Regions from separate parts of the Homo sapiens genome. Here all the other regions are linked to region 3. Evidence: chromatin contacts called from ENCODE Hi-C or POLR2A ChIA-PET data. All regions are on one chromosome and are shown on one strand. Each heading gives the region's core, a stretch centred on a gene start or an enhancer-like site at or near the end of the contact. The rest is flanking DNA. Distances are from core to core; before and after follow the strand shown. Region 1 holds the start of EBI3 (Epstein-Barr virus induced 3). Region 2 holds the start of MAP2K2 (mitogen-activated protein kinase kinase 2). Region 3 has its middle 5.9 kb from the start of ZNF77.

Region 1 (3,297 bases), core at 442-2,941, 1.3 Mb after region 3:
CTCTCATCTTCCCATCTGTGTCTCTCTTTCTCTGTCTTCCTCCCTTATCTCTGTCTCTGTGTCTCTCTCATTTCCCTATCTCTGTCTTCCTCTCTTATCTCTGTCCCTCTGTCTCTCTTCCTCTGTCTGTCTGCTCTCTGTGTTTCTCTTTCTGTTTCCATCATCTCCCTGTCTCTCTCTGTCTCTGTGTCCTCCTCCTCTCATCTCTGTCTCTGTCTCTCTCATTCCCCTGTCTCTCTCTGTCTCTATCATCTCCCTATCTATCTCTGTGTCCTCCTCCTCTCATCTCTGTCTCTCTCTGTGTTTCTGTCTCTGTCATCCCCCTTTCTCTGTCTCTGTCATCTCCCTGTCTCTCTATCTCTGTGTCCTCCTCCTCTCGTCTCTGTCTCTCTGCCTCTCTCATCTGTATCTCTCTCTGTCTCTGTCATCTCCCTGTCTCTGTCTCTCTCTATCTCTGTGTCCTCCTCTCATTTGTCTCTCTGCCTCTCTCATCTGTATCTCTGTCACTTTCTCTGTCATCTCCCTGTCTCTCTATCCCTCTATCTCTGTGTCCTCCTCTCATCTGTCTCTCTGCCTCTCTCATCTGTAGCTCTCTCTGTCTCTGTCATCTCCCTGTCTCTCTATCCCTCTATCTCTGTGTCCTCCTCTCATCTGTCTCTCTGACTCTCTCATCTTTGTCTCTGTCTCTGTCTCTGTCATCTCCCTGTCTATCTCCGTGTCCTCCTCCTCTCATCTCTGCCTTTCTCATCTCTGTGTCTCTCTCTGTGTTTCTGTCTCTGTCATGCCCCTTTCTCTGTCTGTCATCTCCCTGTCTCTATCTATCTCTGTGTCCTCCTCCTCTCATCTCTGTCTCTCTCATCTGTATCTCTCTCTGTCTCTGTCGTCTCCCTGTCTCTCTATCTCTTTGTCCTCTTCCTCTTGTCTTTCTCTCTGCCTCTCTCATCTGTGTCTCTCTCTGTCTCTGTCTCTGTCATCTCCCTGTCTCTGTCTCTCTCTCTCTGTGTCCTCCTCCTCTCGTCTCTTTCTCTCTGCCTCTTTCATCTGTGTCTCTGTGTCTCTCTGTCATCTCCCTGTCTATCTCTGTGTCCTCCTCCTCTCGTCTCTGTCTCTCTGCCTCTTTCATCTGTGTCTCTCTGTCTCTGTCTCTGTCATCTCCCTGTCTCTGTATCCCTCTATCTCTGTGTCCTCCTCTTCTTGTCTCTGTCTCTCTGCCTCTCTCATCTGTGTCTCTCTCTGTGTCTCTGTCTCTGTCATCTCCCTGTCTCTCTGTGTCTTCCTTCTGTCTTCTCTGTCTCTCTGCCTCTCTCCCCCATCTCTGCCTCTGTCTCCCTCCATGTCCCTGAGCCCCTGCCTGCCTGCCTGGGGTTTCCCCCGCTTCAGGGCAGCGGAAGGAAGGCCAGCAGGACATGCTGTGCTGGGAAAAGCCAGCAGGTCTCCACTTCTCCCTTTCACAGCCTCCTCCCCCGCCCCCACCCTCGGGGCCTTCCGAGCAGGGGTGGCCTGTGCTCCCCAGGGGGCTGGGGCTCCTCCACACCCTAATTCATCTCCCTAGCGGCCCCACGAGCCCCACCAGTGAGTCAGACCTGAAGGAAGTCGGGGAGGGGGCGGGCCTTGACCCTGGGCTGGGCTTTCCCCTGGGCAGGTCCCAAGTCCTCACCTCCCCTCTCAAGTCTCCCACGACGTTCCCACCCACTCCTGAGAGCAGAGCTGGCCGCAGCCATGACCCCGCAGCTTCTCCTGGCCCTTGTCCTCTGGGCCAGCTGCCCGCCCTGCAGTGGAAGGAAAGGTATGTGGGGCCCCTGGGGGACTGGGGGGCCCAGGCAGACGGACATGACACGAGGACTGGCCTCGGATCATGTCTGGGGTGGGAAATCACATCCTCCCGTGCCCAATGGTGGGATGGGGTTACCCTCCCATTGTACAGATGGAGGAACTGAGGCACAGAGAGGCAGAGTGCCACATTGGGGGTGGAAGGATGTCACCTTGTGGGTGATAGGGACTGGCAGTCACAGCTCAGAGGTATCCATAGAGCTACACAGACATAGCTACACAGACATGCGAATTTGAGTCACACTCATTCCTTTGGTTTCTTTTTGGTTTTGTTTTTTGAGACAGAGTCTCACTCTGTCGCCCAGGCTGGAGTACAGTGGCACCATCTCAGCTCACTGAAACCTCCATCTCCTGGGTTCAAGCGAGATTCTCCTCCCTCAGCCTCCCGAGTAGTTGGGATTACAGGTGCCCGCCACCATGCCCGGCTACTTTTTATATTTTTAGTAGAGATAGGGTTTTACCATGTTGGCCAGGGTGGTCTTGAACTCCTGACCTCAGGTGATCCACCCACCTCGGGCTCCCAAAGTGCTGGGATGACAGATGTGAGCCACCGCGCCCGGCCGACATTCATTCATTTTGCACTAGAGAACATCTCCATGTCCTTGAAGACAAAATGGTTACAGCAGGGCATGGTGGCTCATGCCTGTAATTCCAGCACTTTGGGAGGCCAGGGCGTGAGGATCGTGAGGCCAGGAATTCGAGACCAGCCTGGGCAACATAGTGAAACCGGACCCCACCAATCTGTACAAAAAATTAAAAAATTAGCTAGATGTGGTGGCACGTGCCTGTAGTCCCAGCTACTTGGGAGGCTGAGGTGGGAGGATAATTTGAGCCCAGGAATTGGAGGCTGCAGTGAGCTATGATTGTGCCACTGCATTCCAGCCTAGGTGACAGAGTGGGATACCTTGTCTCAAAATAATAATAATAATAATAATTTATAGGCTGGGTTTGGTGGCTCACGCCTGTAATTCCAGCACTTTGGGAGGCCAAGGCAGGTGGATCACCTGAGGTCAGGAGTTTGAGACCAGCCTGGCCAACATGGTGAAACTCCCTCTCTACTAAAAATACAAAAATTAGCCAAGCGTGGCAGTACATGCCTGTAATCCCAGCTACTCGGGAGGCTAAGAATCGCTTGAACCCGGGAGGCGGGGGTGGCAGTGAGCCGAGATCTCGCCACTGCACTCCAGCCTAGGCGACAGAGGGAGACTCCCTCTTTAAAAAAAAAAAACAATTACAAAAGAGAGAACACGGTAAAATCTCTCTCTCTTACCCGAGTTCCTCTCTGTAGATGCTTAAACCTCAGCTTCCCTATCTGGAAAATGGGCTAGTAGTCCTCACCTAGATGGATTGCAGTGGGGATAAAAGATGACAGATGACTTTTGTCCATGTACCTATTTATTCCGAAAGCCTTTATTAGGCACCTACCATGTACCTGGTGCTGGCTGGCAACGTGGCAGGAGCCCAGCG
Region 2 (3,714 bases), core at 714-3,213, 1.2 Mb after region 3:
CCCTCCCACCCCATCTCTCCCCCATAGGAACCCTCCCACCCCATCTCTCCCCCATAGGGACCCTCCCACCCCATCTCTCCCCCATAGGGACCCTCCCACCCCATCTCTCCCCCATAGGGACCCTCCCACCCCATCTCTCCCCCACAGGGACCCCCTCACCCCATCTCTCCCCCATAGGGACCCCCTCACCCCATCTCTCCCCCATAGGGACCCTCCCACCCCATCTCTCCCCCATAGGGACCCCCTCACCCCATCTCTCCCCCATAGGAACCCTCCCACCCCATCTTTCCCCCATAGGGACCCCCTCACCCCATCTCTCCCCCAAGGGACTCGCTTCACTATCATTTCAATATGCAGAACACCCCTTGCCTATCCTTCCCCCACAGGCCCCCACCGACACATCCTCTCCTCCCAGGGACCCCCTCAACCCCATCTCACAATTCAGGGGCCCTGCACCCCATCTTCTCTCTGCAAGGACATCTCCTTGGCCTGATCTCACGACTTAGGGATTCCAAACCCCATCTTTTCCCCAAAGGGATCTCCCCTCACTCCAATCTCATTACTCAGGGACCCCACCATCTCCCCGATTTCACTATTCAGGGACCGTTCACCCCATTTCACTACTCAGAGACCTACCACCATTCTGCTACTCAGTGACTCCATGCCCTGTCTTTTCCCACAGGGACCTCCCTTGGCCCTATCTCATTATTGAGGGACCCTTACCCCGTCTTTTCCTACCAGGGACCCTACCCCATCTCAGTCTCATTACTCAGGGACCCCTCACCCCATCCTCTCCCCTCTGGAGCCCCCTTGCCCAGATTTCCTCCTCAGGGGCTGCCTGACCTCCCCACACCCCATCCTCTCCTCTCAGGAATGCCCTGCACCCCGATTTCCCTACTCAGGGTCTCCCCTCACCCTCATCTCATGACTACGGCAACCTTTACTCCGTCCTTTCCTCTTAGGAACTCTTCACCCTCATTTCACTACTCAAGGACCCCACACTGTGTTCTCTCCTCTTAGAGATACCCCTCACCCCGATCTCACTGCTTGGGGAGCCTCATCCTGTTCTCTCCTTGGGGACACCCCTCATTCCGATTTTCCTACTGAGGGACTCCCCTCACCCCAGCTTCACTTTTCAGAAGCCCCACACCCCATCTTCTGCACTGCAGGGACCTCCCCTCACTCAACCTCGCTGCTCAGGGACCCCTGTCCCCATCCTCTCCTCTTAGAGACATCCTTCACCCCAACTTCACTACTCAGAGACTCCCGTTATCCCAATTCCACTCTTCAGGAACCCCACACCCCATCTTTTCCACCACAAGGACCTCCCCTCGCCCAATCTCACTGCTCAAAGACCCCCCTGCCCCGTGCACCCTTCGCCCCGTCCTCCGAGGGCCCCCTGCCCCGTCCTCCCCCGAGGGCCCCCTGCCCCGTCCTCCCCCGAGGGTCCCCTGCCCTGTCCTCCCCTCGAGAACCCCCTGCCCCGTGCACCACTCACCCCGTCCTCCCCCGTGACCCCCCTGCCTCGTGCACTCCTCGCGAACCCCCGTCCCCTCGCCCCGTCCTTCCCCGAGGGCTCCCTGCCCCGTGCACCCCAAGCCTCCGGCTGACCCCTGCCCACTCACTCGGAGGCGCCCTCGCTGGTAGGGGATGGGCCCTCGGCGATGGTAGGGTTGATGGTGAGCGCCGGCAGCACCGGCTTCCTCCGGGCCAGCATCGGGGCTCCGCGGGCCGGCGGCGGCGGCGCCTCTAGCCGGGGCCCATAGGGGGCGGGCCGGGAGCGGTCGGCGCCTACGCGAGCCCGGGGCTGCGGCCGCGGCCCAGGCCGGCGTCGGGGCGGCCGAGGGCGGGCGGCGCTGCGGGCCTGGGCCGAGGGTAGCCGAGGGGCGCTGGGGCTGAGGCGAGCGAGCCGCTACCGCTGCCGAGGCCCGAAGAAGGCTGACGCCGCAGCCCGAGTCCGAGAGGCAGGGGGAGGGGAGGGGCGGCCACAAGATCGCGGACCGGCTTCTCGCGATAACGGGATCGGGAGCCGCGATGGACCCCACCCCCAGCCGCCGCGCCTGCGCAGCAGCACAAGGCCGCCTTTCGGAGGGGAAAGGGGCGGAGACCGACGCGAGGCGGTGCCGGGACCGGGCGCCCTCGCTTGCCTTACCACGGCGCGTGTGCCCAAGCGCTTGGGGCATGAGGCGCGGGAGCAGGGGAGGAGACGGAGGGATGAAGGCTGGGGTGATGGTCGTGCACAGGTGGGCAGGGTAGCCAGACTCCTGAGAGCCTGTGGTGCCCCAGGCTGGGGCTGAGAGAACCCGTAAGACCCCAGAACAGTGGACGAGACCCACCCAGAGTCCATTTAATCTTTTTGGCAAGCGTGGACACACGCCCCTAGCCCCCACCGCCTTAGAGTGTCAGTTACTCCCCCTCCTTCATCAGAACAAGGCCACTCTAAAACATTTTTAAAATTTATTTTAATTGACAAATAAAATTGCATATATTACTATGCGCATGTTGAAACATTTTTATTATAAAATACACATAACATAAAACTTGTCATTTTAACCATTTCTAAATGCACAGCTCAGCGGCATTAAGCAACCACCACCACCACCATCTCCAGAATTTTCTCATCTTCCGAAACTGAAACACTGTCCCCTATGAAACCTCACTCCCTATCCCCCTCCCCAGCCCCTGGAACCCAACGTCGTACTTCCTGTGAATCTGATGATTCTAGGGACTTCATATGAGTAGGATCACACAGGTTTTGTCCCTTTGTGGCTGGCATATTTCACTGAGGGCCACGTCCTCAAGGTGCCTGTTGTAGCTGTGTTAGATCCACGTTGTAACCTGTGTTAGAATTTACCCACTTGACTACTCCGGGCATACTTCCAATCGGGTAGCCCTGCTCCAAAAAAGAGCAGAAAAAAAAAAAAAAAGAAAAATTTCCCTTTTTTTTTTTTTGAGACGGAGTCTCGCTCTGTCACCCAGGCTGGAGTGCAGTGGTGCGATCTCGGCCCACTGCAAACTCTGCCTCCCGGGTTCACGCCATTCTCCTGCCTCAGCCTCCCGAGTAGCTGGGACTACAGGTGCCCACCACCATGCCCGGCTAATTTTTTTGTATTTTTAGTAGAGACGGGGTTTCACCGTGTTAGCCAGGATGGTCTCCATCTCCTGACCTCGTGATCCACCCGCCTCGATCTCCCAAAGTGCTGGGATTACAGGCGTGAGCCACCGCACCCAGTCAGGATTTTCCTCCTTTTTAAGGCTGAATAATATTCTATTGTGTGCATGGACTATATTTTGCTTATCCATTTATCTGCCACTAGACACTTCGGTGAATCGTGCCGCTATGAACACAGATGTACAAATATCTGTTTGAGTCCTTGCCTTGAGTTCTTTTGGGTATATGTTCTGAAGAGGAATTACTGGATTATATGGTAATTCTATGTTGAACTTTTTGAAGCACCACCTTACTATTTAATACAATAGCCGTACCACTTTATAAGAAAGGTCATAGGCTGGGCGCGGTGGCTCACGCCTGTAATCCCAGCACTTTGGGAGGTCGAGGCGGGTGGATCACCTGAGGTCAGGAGTTGAAGACGAGTCTGGCCAACATGGTGAAACCCCGTCTCTACTAAAACAAAAAAATACAAAAATTAGCCGGGCATGGTGGCGCGTGCCTGTAATCCCAGCTACTCGCGAGGTTGAGGCAGAAGAATTGCT
Region 3 (3,679 bases), core at 491-2,990:
AACAATCATTCCTTTATACCTAGCCCATAATCGTATTTCCTTCAATTATACCCCAAATGGTCTTTACAGCTGGTCCTCCGAAGATCCAACCCCAAACCAGGTATTGCATCTTCTTTTATTTTATAGTATTATATGGTCATGTTGAATTTTTCTTTTGAGGTGTAGTCTATGAATTTTTGTGTATGTATAGCGTTAACGGGTGAATTGCGTCCCCACAAATCCGTAAGGTGAAGGCCTAACCCACAGTACCTCAGAAGGTATTTGAAGATAGGCCTTTAAAGAGGCAATTCGATTAAAATGAGATTAAGGTGGGCTCAAATCCAAAAGACTGGCGTGCTATTCATTGCAGGGTGTTGAGCAGCACCCTAGACCTCCTCATCCACTGGATGCCAGTCGCCCCAACCCCATCCCCGGTTGTGACAACCAAGTCTGCAGACATTGTCCAGTGTCCCCTGGGCGTAAAATTTCTCCTCCCCTCTTTGATAATCACTGCTTTAGACTCTATTTGGTCTTAGAGTCTTTTCTCTGAAGTCCATCATTTTATCCGCCGTAACCCTGCTGTCTTCACTTAAGGGGTCCAAGACGTTTACAGGAGGGTGATAATGGTGATGATGAGCTGCCAATAATAATCCACACACAGCACTATTTGACAAATGCAGGTAATGTTATGTATTTTACAGACCTGGAAACTGAGGCACTTAGGGGCTTGGCAACTTGCCTAATATCACCCGAGAGCTGATTAAGGCTTGGGGCCAGGACTGGGACCCCAGGATGAAGCCCAGCTGAGCAGAAAACCTCTGTGCACAGGATGCAGCAATCAAGATAATAAAAATCAACTCCGACTGAGAAAGTATCTGCCTACACATTCATCAGGCTGGGAGGACAGACCCAGATGGTATCAGTTGGAAAATTAACAGAAAACAGTATTTTTGCCAAGGACACCTTTTTCTGAGCCATCAATGTCTTCTAGCTCGCTAAATGCCTTCCTTGCCCATTACAATCATACACAGTGATTGACATTTTATCAGTAAGAATAAACTTCCCTTTTCCGGCCGGAGGGTCTGATTTTCTTGGACACAGAGAATCCGTCTCCATTTCCAACCCAGGTGCAGGGCTCTGATAAGCGGTTTCCGGACATAACAATCTACAGCGGTCTTATCTTGTGGTTCCCAAGGAAACAGGTCCCGGCTGCACTTCGCAGCCCAGACCCGAGGGTGACCCCTTTACAAGCTTGCTCTTTGCCAAATGGAAACCACGCAGTATTTACATTTCACCTAAACCCCACCCTTCCCTCCAAATCCGATGGGTTACTCAGGCCTAGGATCCTCAGGCCTAGGGGGTCAAAACGCCCCGCGTCCCCAACCAAGACCCCTGAAGTCTAGCGGGGTTCCACTGGCCTCCGGAGCCTCCTCCCTGGGGCGCGGTGCCAGGACTTCGCCATTAAACGAGCCCGCCCCCTGCACTTTGAACTCTGCCCCCATCCTTTGACCCAAACCCCCCTACGCCCCGGCATCGGAGTCCCCTTGCTTGGCCTCTGCCACGAAGATACGGGGCCAGGTCCAGCAGTACAAGGAGGAGAAACCGCTCTCACGGGAGGCGCTGCGGCCACTGAGGGAGACGGCCGCCGCGGGTCACAGACGGATGCTTCCGTTTCCGGTTCCGGGGCGGCTGGGAGCTGAAAAGTGGGCTAGTAATGAGCTTGGGATTGGTGGAGCCTCAAAGATAGGCGGGACGACCTACGTCGTCCAATCGCTGAGCAGGAAAAGCTAGTTTCCGCCGTCTGGGAGATAATTGGCATTGTTGGCAGATCCGCCCCTCGAGGGCAAGTCTCGGGACAGAATCGCGCTGTGGGCGTGGCTTGTACTGGATCCTCCCCGGGGCGTGGCTAAAACAAGACCGAGGTCCCGGGACGAGGTTGGGGGCGTGGTCTTTCGCGCAATCCTCCAACGCCCAATTACCCTGATAAACAATAAACGCTAAAATAAGTAATAAATGCTCATTTCCTCCAGCCAACACATTCCTCGTGATAACATACTCCTGCACAAAGATATTCCCATTGTTGGGATTTTTCTTCCTTGAATGTCTGTTATTTCTTCCAGAAATAAGGTCATTTTTATGCATTTACATGTGGCTTTTCTTATTAATGAGTGCGTTGTGATGTTCCCTTCTGGCCACTAGATGGCCACGTAGCTCACATTTTCAAATTCGCGGATATTTTGTTTTAGTTGCTTTAGACATAGGTGTCCAATCTTTTGGCTTCACTGGGACACATTGGAATAATTGTCTTGGGCCACACATAAAATACAGGAACACTAACTATAGCTGATGAGCTAAAACAAGACAAAAATTGCAAAATAATCTCATAATGTTTTTTTTTTCTTTTTTTTTTTTTTTTTTTGAGACGGAGTCTCGCTCTGTCGCCCAGGCTGGAGTGCAGTGGCGCGATCTCGGCTCACTGCAAGCTCCGCCTCCCGGGTTCAAGCCATTCTCCTGCCTCAGCCTCCCGAGTAGCTGGGATTACAGGCGCCCGCCACCAAGCCCGGCTAATTTTTTGTATTTTTAGTAGAGACGGGGTTTCACCGTGTTAGCCAGGATGGTCTCGATCTCCTGACCTCGTGATCCGACTGCCTCGGCCTCCCAAGTGCTGGGATTACAGGCGTAAGCCACCACTCCCAGCCAATAATCTCATAATGTTTTAAGAAAGTTTACGAATTTGTGTTGGGTGCATTCAAAGCCATCCTGGGCTTCATCCGGCCTGCAGGCCCTGAGTTGGAGAACTTAGCTTTAGAGTTTAGACACAGGAAAAATGCAGGGGTCTTTGCCTTCCATTGTGAGGCATCATAACTAAGATTAGGAGGCCATCCTGACTTGTCCCCTTGTGTGACACCCAGCGGGCTCCGCATCCCTTGCATTCCCATGCCTGAGCACCTATCTCTTTTACAAGGTAAGCAGTCCTGAAGGATACCAGCAGACCGCCAGATGGGTTACAAATTCCTCATATCCGGTACTGCCAGCGAAAGAGAACAAAAGTCCCTTATTCCTGAATCGGCTTCATCAGCTTCCCCAATCTCCAGCCAATCAACACCAAAAAGCCCAAGAAGCTATTAGCTACAAATTCCTGCCTAAGGCCGGGTGTGGTGGCTCACACCTGTAATCCCAGCACTTTGGGAGGCTGAGGCGGGTGGATCCATCTAAGGTCGGAAGTTCAAGACCAGCCTGACCAACACGGTGAAACCCTGTCTCTACTAAAAATACAAAACTTAGCTGGGCTTGGTGGCACATGCCTGTAATCCCAGCTACTTGGGAGGCTGAGGCAGGAGAATCGCTTGAACCCAGGAGGTGGAGTTGCCGTGAGCCGAGATCGTGCCATTGCACTCCAGCCTGGGCAACAAGAGTGAAACTCCATCTCAAAAAAAAAAAAAAAAAAATTCCTGCCTTAAAAGGGGCCAGGGACTTCTTCCAGGCCCCACATGTGCAGCTAGAGTTAAGGTTTAGCTAATAGTAAACTTTTCCTCATTTTATTTTATTTTTTTGAGATGGAATCCCACTCTGTTGCCAACGCTGGAGTACAGTGGAACAATCAAGACTCACTGCAGCCTCCAAGTCCTGGGTCCAAGCGATTCTCCTGCCTCAAACTCCTAAGTAGCTGGGACTACCAGCACTTGCCAACACACCTGCC

Evidence for each region. A loop is a pair of places that touch in the nucleus more often than their neighbours do. ChIA-PET counts read pairs that join two places held with the same protein, here RNA polymerase II (POLR2A). Pooled maps may share reads with other maps.
Region 1: a loop to region 3 is called in a pooled map, with 7 times the contacts of the local background. The contact joins the promoter of EBI3 here to the enhancer-like site in region 3. A Hi-C loop is called at or near these places in 2 of 50 pooled maps. POLR2A ChIA-PET finds 5 or more read pairs at or near these places in 3 of 52 experiments (GM10248, HepG2 and MCF 10A).
Region 2: a pooled map shows a loop between it and region 3 (5-fold over the local background). The contact joins the promoter of MAP2K2 here to the enhancer-like site in region 3. A Hi-C loop is called at or near these places in 2 of 50 pooled maps.

What each region holds. Positions count from the first base shown.
Region 1 is chr19:4,227,832-4,231,128 of GRCh38, forward strand. EBI3 (Epstein-Barr virus induced 3) reads left to right here and starts at 1,692. Exons shown (of 5, transcript NM_005755.3): 1 at 1,692-1,786. The coding sequence starts at 1,720. RefSeq lists enhancers at 1,912-2,001, 2,965-3,297.
Region 2 is chr19:4,122,159-4,125,872 of GRCh38, forward strand. It overlaps MAP2K2 (mitogen-activated protein kinase kinase 2), which reads right to left and starts at 1,964. Exons shown (of 11, transcript NM_030662.4): 1 at 1,626-1,964. The coding sequence starts at 1,717. RefSeq lists silencers at 1,557-1,806, 1,997-2,116.
Region 3 is chr19:2,949,016-2,952,694 of GRCh38, forward strand. No RefSeq gene overlaps it. Among named protein-coding and RNA genes, the nearest start is that of ZNF77, 5.9 kb to the left of the region's middle. RefSeq lists an enhancer at 1,560-1,629. Within about 2 kb of position 1,741, at least 32 of the 41 ENCODE cell types and tissues checked have a DNase peak (open chromatin) inside an H3K27ac peak, as active enhancers do.